Linked DNA regions of Homo sapiens: region 1 is linked to region 2. The links are chromatin loops, found by intact Hi-C in ENCODE. Cell type or tissue: PC-9. All regions are shown on one strand. Each heading gives the region's core, and the rest is flanking DNA. Links, peaks and the distances in the headings are about the cores only.

The links. Hi-C counts contacts between places; a loop is a spot of excess contacts. Peaks named below come from ENCODE experiments on the same cell type or tissue, not always from the same donor. Only the 100,000 strongest peaks of a DNase experiment are listed, where the experiment ranks them.
Region 1: it touches region 2 in a loop (16-fold over the local background); 1 of 110 quality-filtered maps calls a loop at or near these places.

Annotation. Positions count from the first base shown.
Region 1 is chr4:185,863,842-185,869,221 of GRCh38, reverse strand. It overlaps a transcript of SORBS2 not described here. Among named protein-coding and RNA genes, the nearest start is that of SORBS2, 54 kb to the right of the region's middle. In PC-9, for the core only: no CTCF peak of the experiment used is centred there; a DNase peak (open chromatin) is centred at 3,141; H3K4me3 peaks cover 724 bases; H3K27ac peaks cover 2,566 bases.
Region 2 is chr4:185,964,037-185,969,416 of GRCh38, reverse strand. It overlaps LOC124900828 (a long non-coding RNA gene), which reads right to left and starts at 4,168. Exons shown (of 2, transcript XR_007058417.1): 1 at 3,593-4,168. In PC-9, for the core only: no CTCF peak of the experiment used is centred there; a DNase peak (open chromatin) is centred at 2,226; H3K27ac peaks cover 1,762 bases.

The DNA of each region.
Region 1 (5,380 bases), core at 56-5,055, 100 kb after region 2:
CTCCAGTGAGTCAGAAAGATTAAGAAAATATTTTCTCTCAATTATTTATAAGATCGCTATTCTTAGAGTTTGCTGTTTGGAATAGAAAACCACCTGCCCATTCCAGTGCCTGGTTTGTTGATGTGGTACTCTCCTCTTCCACACTAGGCAGAGTTCTGGTCAGTTTTCACTTGCTCACCACCAAAGGCAAGTTCTTGGCCAACAGTCCAAGCGTTCAGAAGTTTGCTGCGATTGTGTATTTCTCATATGCTCCATAAAATCAGCATTGTTTCTCCTCCAGGTTGAACCCCTGGGATTCTGTTTGTCTTCATTACCCTGTATTTAAAGTGGAATATTCTGTGCTAACTTAACGAACATGTGATTTATAGCTGACAAAGTGTCCAACCACTGCCTGAGACAAGGGATTTTTCTCTACTGATTCAAAAATAATACTCTTTGGTAGAATATTGACACAGCATGACTTGCCCCTGGTGATGGAGACAGCGTCCCTGTCACTGTTTTGCCGAACACCTTTAGCTTTTCTCTATTCCCCTAAACAGGCTTTACAGAGAGGGCACAACATGAAAAAAATTACAACCGGTGGTGGCACAAAAAACGTGGTGCTTAGCCAACACTCATGATATTAAATAGTGGTGAGGCAATTTACTAAAATATTCATTTGTCTGTGTCGTCTTCGTTTTTTCCCTCCACGCCCCTCAACCTAGCACTAATCCCTCCTTCTTGAAATTTTAGGAGCTGGGGTGTCTTTTAGAAAGTAGAAGCTTTCGGCTGGGCACGGTGGCTCATGCCTGTAATCCCAGCACTTTGGGAGGCCGAGGTGGGTGGATCACGAGATCAGGAGATTGAGACCATCCTGGCTAACATAGTGAAACCCTGTCTCTACTGAAAATACAAAAAATTAGCTGGGCATGGTGGCACACGCCTGTAATCCCAGCTACTCGGGAAGCTGAGGCAGGAGAATCGCTTGAACCCGGGAGGCGGAAGTTGCAGTGAGCCAAGATCGTGCCACTGCACTCCAGCCTGGGTGACAGAGTGAGACTCTGCCTCAAAAAAAAAAAAAAAGAAAGAAAAAAAGAAAAGAAAAGAGAAAGGAAAGTAGAAGCTTTTAATTTCTATTTGTTACTCTACCCCTCTAACTAAATTCCTGTTGGAAGTTAGAGGCACTTATTGTCTTTTATGGAGGCTGAAATGAACTGAGATTAGGGAATGTCCCGAAGGAAGGGAAGAAAGGACTTGGCCTTTAAAGGCCTCAAGAGGGAGAGATTTTCTAACAGATGAGATAGAGCTGGGACACTATTTGTGCTATGAATAGTTGGTGGGACCCCTGAGGGTTAGCTGTGTAATGCCCCTAGAGACGGTGCCCCCTCGAGGTGTAGGTGCCCCAGCCTCTCTGGGGACTCCCAGAGCCAAGTATGGCAACAAGCAGTAGAGTCCCCAGACCTGAAGGTAATTTAGAGAGAGTCGATAATGGACTACATCTGTCCTAATGCCTGGGACCTCCCTTCAATCCTAGCCTAGACCGGTGTCAGGACCTTTGCATGACAGGAATAGAGCTCAAGGAAGCAAGCAAGCAGGGATGATTTGGGTTTCATTTCCTGTCAGTCCAATGGTTGAACTCAAATTTGAGCTGACTTAAACAAGAAATGTGATCATTCCTCCCTCTGACTTCTTGGACTAAGATTGTCCACCTACTGTATTATAGATGAAAATGAAATAAAAGATATGCAAACATAGATCTTGCAGACATGACAGGAAGTCCGTCCACCCTGGTGCATTTTCTCTCTACTCGTGCCTGTTTTCATATCAGGTGAAGAGGGATCATCTTGTCATAACTCAAAGCCTAAAGTAGCTAAAAGTTATTTAGCCCTTTGCTAATAGGAAGTTCTATTTTCATCTTTAAAATAAACCTTCTGGCCAGGCGCGGTGGCTCATGCCTCTAATCCCAGCACTTTGGGAGGCTGAGGCGGGCGGATCACGAGGCCAGGAGTTCGAGACCAGCCTGATCAACATGGTGAAACCCCATCTCTACTAAAAATACAAAAATTAGCCGAGTGTGGTGGTGCATGCCTATAATCCCAGCTACTCAGGAGGCTGAGGCAGGAGAATCGCTTGAACCTGGGAGGCGGGGGTTGCAGTGAGCCAAGCTGGCGCCACCACACTCCAGCCTGGGTGAAAGAGTGAGACTCCATCTCAAAATAAATAAATAAATAATAAAATAAAATAAAATAAACCTTTAATATTTTAGTATACATTGCGTTACTCCTGAAGGAGATCTCTCCTCATTAGAGCACTGTGTTATTTTCTCATAACTCAGAGTCCTGCCTTTATTCCCTTGTTCTGTAATGCCAATGCTTGGGCATAGAATGCACACTGAAACAAGCAATTTGTATTAAGAAATGTACATTTATTGGTGCTGGCAATTCAGGATATGGTAGCAATAGTGATAAAATAAATTGCAAGGTGGCAGTAATCTACGAGTTTTACTGAGGTTTCAAGACAATATTCAAGATAGGAAACAAGTAGCTTGTCATAAAGTATAATTTGTTATGTAGATTAGAACTGTCAATTTTGAGATGGAGAAAAAAGAGAAATGAGGTGAAACTGTCTCTGTTTTGCCTAGAAATAATTCTTTCTAATGATTTGAACTAAAGCAAGCGAATCCGTTATTACCTCCACTGTATAGGATGGAACAAGAAACAGGAGGAAGAAACATGACGCTCTTGAATGGGGCTCATGTCCCTTACAAAATTGAATGTGCATTAAGTGCAATATGCATGTGAGTGTATACTTGTTTTCCATAGGAGGGACAGTTCTATTTAAGTAAAACCCAGTTCCAAGGCAAAGTGTTTAATTTAAATTCAGTCTTCTTACTAACAATTAGGGTAAGTGAATTAAATGAAATTAAGTCTGATTTGGGACAGGTTCTCCATTTCAGCTTCCTGGTAAACACTGCGCTTGGTTTGTTTGCTGAGAGGCTGGGAACACTGGCACATTTAATCTCAGCACTGGTACTCAGGGAACGCTAGCAACCCCGGCCACTCCTTGGTAATCAGTATCTTACAATGACAACTGGCTGGTGACAGGAATCTTTTAACCACAGAAACCAATGCAAGAATTAGAAAACAGAAAACACTCTTAAATATGGCTGCATTTTTTAGGCTTTCTAGGCCTTCTGGAATTTCCTTTGGCAATTTGTACATATCAAAACCTGCATTTCCTGGGCGAGAGTTCACAGAGACCCATGGCAAAAAGCCTAGTTACATCATGCCATTTGAAACCAGTTTGTGGACAGTTGGTATTTCAGAGCCAACCCTGTTTTATCATTAAAAGAAAAATCTCAGCACCTTGTGTAAGATAAATTAAAAGGCATGTTTATCAAGAAAGAGCTAGAATTTTCATAGTACAGTATCTGATAAAAAATTGGGAGCAGACTTTAAAACCCGATGGTGCCACAGCTTGACTAGCGTTCTCTGAGACCAGAACCAGAGGTCACATTATCGAGGACTAAAGAAAAATATAACGTGCTTAAAGTGGAAGGAAACGTCTAAAAGTTAGGCTAAGAGTGCCTTGAAAATGTCCTGAGTGGATGAACTCATTCCTTTAGGAAGGATGTTCTTGAAATGGTGTTCTGTACGTTTCCGTGTTCCCATTCCAGAACTTAATACCCGTTAAAGCCTATAGATCTCCTAAGTCTTTCAGGTTTTGTTCTTATTTTTGTTGTTGTTTTTTAACCAGTTCTCAAGGGAGACCGGTAATAATACATCTGCTGATTTTAGGTCTGAGGTTTGCATATGACACTTCAACCAGGAGGATGATTTCCAATAGAGTTAAATTAGTGGGTGTTGATGAGGATGGGGGAGTGGGGCAAGGAGTGGAAGCCAGCAGGTAGATGCAGCAGCCACAGTGGAGTCCCTGAAATTCCCGCCCCTTGTTCCTGTGCAGGGGGCCGCGGTGCGCTGTTGTCACCGCACCTCTTAACGTTTCCGTCACTTGAGTTGGAGGTTGATAACTAAACTTATGTGAACTATTCTCTTTGAATAATAAAGGGAACTCTAAATTACTCCATCTTGGCAGCCATATCAAAGACAGGAAAACGCAACAGAAAGATGCCCATGGTAATGTCGAAACTGAGCTTTCATTTTGGGAGCTGGGAAGGTAGCAAGAATATGGACCAGGCGGGGCAGGTAAAGATTGAGCCCAAAGCATCGGCTCCTCCTCTTCTGCTGTCCGCCCCTCCCGTTCATCCTTCCCCCATTCTCAGTACACACAACCCACCGTCCAGGATATGCTTTTCTTTTTCTTTTTTTTTTGAGACAGAGTCTCACTCTATCGCCCAGGCTGGAGTGCAGTGGCTTCGTCTCAGCTCACTGCAAATTCTGCCTCCTGGGTTCAAGCAATTCTCTTACCTCGGCCTCCCAAGTAGTTGTTATTACGGGCACCTGACACCATGCCCGGGTAATTTTTTGTGTTTTTAGTAGAGACAGGGTTTCACCATGTTGGCCAGGCTGGTCTCGAACTCCTGACCTCAAGCAATCTGACTGCCTTGGCCTCCCAAAGTGCTGGGATTATAGGCGTGAGCCACCGCACCCGGCCGTTCAGTGATCTATTTGCTCTTACCAAGGCGTTTTCTCTTAGTAAACTGTTAAATAATTCTTTGCCTGCCTCCACTTCCCAAATCTTTAAAATTAAATTTGATGAAGCAAATATAGTGATAGTGGTGATGATTTCAAATCTTCAAATGTAATAGTAAGTTTCAGCTGGATGTTTCTATCCTAGTTTTTTGCTTTATAGAAAAGTTTACAAATCAGCATGTAAAAGTCTTACTGTACAAGTAATAAACGGAGCATCACAAAAATAAACGTGGTCCTTTAATTCTAAGAGACCACTTCTTTTCAGGGCTTTTAATCTCTTTCTTTGAATCTAATGTTTAGTTGTGGGGAAAATTCAATGTGATATTCTTTGCTTCAAAGGTATTTTGTTGGTGGCATGAGTGTTTTTCTTGAGGTATGTTTTTGCCCTTCTGTTACACTCCGGCTTTTTATAGTATAATGAGAACAATGACCTCATTCTCTCCAGTTGATAGTAATAATGGCACACTTTTTATAACTTGAAAAGGCATCTGCTTATTGATAAGAGAGTTAAAATTAACTATAACACAAGAGTTAGCCATTGCATACTTCACCTTATCTTGCAGACCACAATAAATAGGATGGAAAACATGGAAAGCTTGTGGTTAATCTTTGTAAATAATAATCTGTGTTCCTGTAGAGACCTTTATCTTCTTTTTATGCTTTATTTCATAGCTAAAAAATTAAAGAACCCCATATTGTTAAATATAGCCCTTTCTAAATTGTACAAACAACACTAAAATGGGGAGAAA
Region 2 (5,380 bases), core at 125-5,124:
CCATCCTGTGGCCAGTGTCACAGAGGCCTCGATGGAAACAAAGCTGGCTGTTGCAGGGCTAGCTTGGTCTTGCTTTTTCAAAAATAACTTCTATGGTTAGCTTTGTTTTCCGTGAGCAATTCAAATATAATTGTTAAGAATGAGTAAATTAGGTAAATGGAATAAACATTTCTAAATAAACTTGTCCTAGGTTCAAAGATTTTTAAAAATAATTTAAAATCTGAAAGTTGTGTTATATTAAGTTAAATAATAGATCATCATGAAACGTCTGAGTCATTTCTAAATAAGTTAAGGTACTGAAAGATTAATTAATAAGCATAAGTTCCAGTTTATATACTTTGGCATTTTGTTTTTATAGGTTATTTTAAAAAGCAAAATGTATTTGGATTTGTTAATAAACATACGAAGATTCTAAAAAACTAATGTTTCTAATAATTTTAAAATGTGTATTTATAAATTACTAGTGCAAACAGTCAAAATTGCTTACTTCTAGGTTTTCAGTAAAAATTAAGGCTACTAAGAGTTAAAATTACAATTAATACATTTAATGAAAACTACCAAAAATAAGAAGACCAATTTTATACGCAAAATATACAAGCAAAACAAGAGGTATTTCTGATGAAAAAAGTTACAAAAAATGAAAAATATGTGTTTTGTTTAGAAAAGTAATTTTATCTAGTTTAGAGTACGTTTAAAGATCATTTCAGAATAGTTTTTTAATGTTGTATATTATATTAATTAGATAAAATAGTTGAAAATATAACAGAGGAGCTTATGTGGTTAAACTAAGAATAAATAAATGTATTATAAGAGAAGAGATAATAAAGGATTTTTGTTTCCCTTTTGAATAAACTACAAAAGAAAAAAGAAGAGAAAGAAAAAATATTCCATGTGCATCACACTGTGTTTATTAGATCTTTTGTTTAAATAAGTGGTTATTTTTCTCATAATGATCTGTGATGGCAACCTTTATTTTGGCAACTTTCCCCAAATCAAAATTAAGTCTTTTTGACCTCAAAGTAACTTTTAGACATTATAGGAGGGCCCCTGGAAATCCAAGAAAGACATTAAATTAGACTTACTTGATATGTTAAATTATATGACAAACATTGTCAAATAAGAAATGATGTTTAACCTTCTTTGAGGTTATATTTGTGTGAATATGTTATTGACATATGTGTTCCAAAATTGTAAGAGATTCCTAGAAATCCTAGAAATTATGTTTTAGTATATGTTATCAGTCATAACGCTAATGTTAAAATGTTGTGTGCCACAGAGAGGACCAAATTTTCTTGACAGTTGCATCATTATTATTGTGAATTCCTATCATATCTTTAACCATAGCCATTTTACATCTTACTGTCCACAGTTAATTGCTTTATTTTGATGTTTTTTTCTGAAAGCTCTTTGCAAGTGATTAGAGTCCTAAAATGTTGTGTCTTCAAGGAAATATATGGAAAGAACAAAAATAATTCTAACTCTGAGTTCATACCATTGGACTGAGTTTCCATAACTCGAATGGAAAAACTGGACTCAAGAAAATCCTAACTTACATTGGCAGAACAAGAATTAATTACATGGGACTGAACTCACAAAGGATTATGACTTTTTAGTGACTTTTTGTTTGAAACATATTTTTTATGTTTTTATCTGCATTGTTAAGGAAACTCTTCTATGCTATCTATAGCTTGCAGCAATTTGCTAACGTATATTTTTATGAGCAAAATTGAAACATTTACCTTTGTCCCTACCTGATCCCTCCAAAATTTGGCAACTGCGAGTATTCTAGTTTTAAGGCAAAACAGTTGTTTGTGTAAGTACAGTCCTGAGGTGCGTCCTTGGCTTGGCTCCTGAGACCTGAGAGGCTTTTAGAAAGTCCAGTCTGAGGTTCCTTATGAAAAAGTTCCCCACAAAGCCAATTTAAAAAGTGCCTATATGGTTGATCACTATTCTTGCTATACTTATGTAAAAAATCATAAAGACTAAAGACTAAACTTTTCTTATGAACAAATTAGTCTTGTTTTAATGACTTTTTGTTTGAAACATATTTTTTATGTTTTTTGATAGGTGGACTAGAGAAATAAAAATTATATTTCAGAAGACAACTCTAGTGCACCTGTTATTAGACTCTACCTCATTGTTTTTGAGGGTTTACTATCTACCTACAATCTGGACCAGATCTTGAATTATTTTAGTTTCCTGCAATATTTGACTATGACTCACCAAAGTAGTATTTGTAATTTTTCTCCACCCTTCCAGCTTGGAATCACTGAAATGAAAACTGCACTTTCCTGAAACCCTGCAGACTAAAACTGGATGGTCTGATATAGCCTTTGGAGAAATCACCACAGCAGTTTTATGTAGAAATAAACTTTCTGCCTATTACTATATGGGCCACTTAGAAAGCTCACCGGATGCAAACTGCGAACCGGAAAAATCCCAGATTGCCACTGTCTGCTCTCACTCCATATGAAGATGCTTCAAGTCTAACATCTGAAAATCTTGACTGGCTGCCCTCTAGACCCAAAGGTTTGTTTTCTTTTCTTTCCCTAGAAATGCCCTTTGCTACGTACATGACTGTTCACACTATTTGGGGCCTGACTTCGGTGGAAGCCAGTCTGCAACACTGCTGCTGAAATGAGACACAACTGTCAACTGATTAGCTGAAAGGCCTCTTCTCAGGACTGAGAGCCTGGGAACAGCCTGGGAGACAATCCACCAACCCGATCCGTGGACTGTCAAACTACCTATGGGGGCCGGGCGTGGTGGCTCAAACCTGTAATCCCAGCACTTTGGGAGGCCGAGGTGGGTGAATCACCTGAGGTTAGGAGTTCAAGACCAGCCTGGCCAACATGGTGAAACCCCGTCTCTACTAAAAATACAAAAATAAGCCCAGTGTGGTGGTGGGTGCCTGTCATCCCAGCTACTCGGGAGGCTGAGGCAGGAGAATCGCTTGAACCAGGGAGGCAGAGGTTGCAGTGAGCCGAGATCGCCCCACTGCACTCCAGCCTGGCGACAGAGTGAGACTCTGTCTCAAAACAAATGAACAAACAAACAAAAAAACTACTGGGGGGAAGTTTCAGACTGAAGAATGTTGAGGCTCAGAAAAATGATGCTTCAAAGTGAAGACGGCAGAAGCAGCCTCAGAAGCGAAGTTTCCCTGTGACCTTCTCTCACCCTCCTGTCTCTCAGCCCCATTCTCCCCTGAGGCCAGTCGCAGGAACTAGAATCTCTCTGCCCCAACGAGTGTCACAGAAACCAGAGTTCCTTTTCCCCAAAGCCAACGTGTAGCCTAAAGGCACTTTCACTTTTGGCTGTTTTTCTGTGTAAGAATTGGCCAGAAAAAATTTTCTGACCTATCTTATTTAATGGTAGGTAATAGGCCCCCCATTACAGAAAGGGTCCTGCCGGATACCTGCGAGGAAGGAAAGCTACACAGAGAGGCTGAGCAAGATCTGAACAGACAGGCCTCACCGAGTGTCCCTAGTTAGCCTGTTACCATTACATCATTTCCTTCTGTCCGGTCACATTTCTGCATGACTGTCCCTGCTCCCTGAAACCTGGGCACACAATCAGAGAGTTTCCCCGGTACCTTTGGGTCTTCATTCCGAAGGCTCCTGTGTATTGTAAAGCTGTGGTCGAATATATTTGTTGGGCTTTTCTCTTGTTAATCTGTCTTTGTTTCAGAGGTGTCCGTTTTGACCCCTATGACAGGGAGGAAACGGATCACTCCTTTTCTGCTGCTACAACAGGAAGTGTTGTGTCTCAGAAACCTGAACTCCAACATATGGCCCTTTGACATGCTGGATTGAAGAAGCGATCCCAAGGTCTCTCTGACCTACCCCTCACCCCCATTTCTCAATGTTTTGTCTCTCCCAAGGAACAGAATGAAGTTGTTCTCTGAGGATCCTTTATCTTCCTAGAAACCAGACTGGCCAAAAGAACACAACTGCCTTCCCTGAGTTTCATTAACTGCACTCATATCACAGGAAGAAAGACCGAAGTCCATCAACACCCCTGGGTACACTTTTGTCACAAACAATTGCCTGATCTCCAGTCACAACACGTTTTGTCCCAGGCCATCGTATGTTCTCCAAGTCCATTCATTTTCCCCTAAAAATCATTCACTGTTCCACAAATCGCCACATTTGTTGTATGAAGAGGGGTGTCTAAGCGTCTGTACCCCACTGGGTAATCATTCTGCAATTCCCCAGTGCTATACAAGTTAAAATAGAAATGTGTGTGTGCCTTTTCTCCTATTAATTTGCCTTTTATTTTGTTTTGAGACTGAGTCTTGCTCTGTCGCCCAGGCTGGAGTGCAATGGCACAATCTCGGCTCACTGAAACCTCAGCCTCCCAGGTTCAAGCGATTCTCCTGCCTCAGCCTCCTGAGTAGCTGGGATTACAGGCGTGTGCCACCACGCCCAGCTAATTTTTATATTTTTAGTAGAGATGGGGTTTCACCATGTTGTCCAGGCTGGTCTTGAACTCTTGATCTGATGTGATCCACCCGCCTCGGCCTCCCAAAGTGCTGGGATTACAGAGGTGAGCCACTGCGTCCGGCTTAATCTTCTTTTTGTCTGTTCATTTTCAGTGACCCTTCAGAGGGCAAAGAGAAAGTTGTCCTGTGGCCCCTCCAGAAGTTGGGTTGAGGATAATTTATTTTTATCAGAGACTTTTATCACATTTTATAACATGGTTTAGTGTAAAAACATCTGTGCTCCTCATGAATTACTTGTAGAGATATAAGTGTTTTATTTCCTCCTACCTATTGCCCAGAAGAGCTAATGTGAATGAAGCAATTTATCAGAAACGTCCTTATTTTTATCTGAACTCTGGTCTAATGGATGCTTTCATGTGAATAAGCATCAGAAGTCTCCATTTTCATGAAAATAAATGAATGAAGTAGGTCAAGGTGGTAAATCTAGACCAATAAGTTTAGCTGTTAAGGCACTTCCAAAACAAGGCATTTCAGCTCTAGTAAGCAGACACCAGCCCACTGCATTGTGTTTGAGATCTGAAGCTGAATATGGCTTTGAAGTGAAAAGACAAAGGCAATGACAGACTCAAAAGAATGAAACTACAGTAGACAGTGAGAAATTGTGCTAAGGAAAGGGGCTCCCTTTTTATCGCATTGGTTAATTCTCAAAACTGTCTTTTATATCCCTGTTTTTGGAATTGGAATTGGCAGTTAAAACTTATATTTAAAAACTTTAGAGATTTCATTACTGTAAATCTGTATAGTCAAGTTTGTGTTGGAGATGTACAAATTTAATTAAATAGGAAGTCTGCCATTTTGTTAGCTACTGCATTTCCATATAGCATAAGAAGTTATCCAATTACTTTCTGAAAGCAAAGATGTAAGAAAAAGTCTGTAATC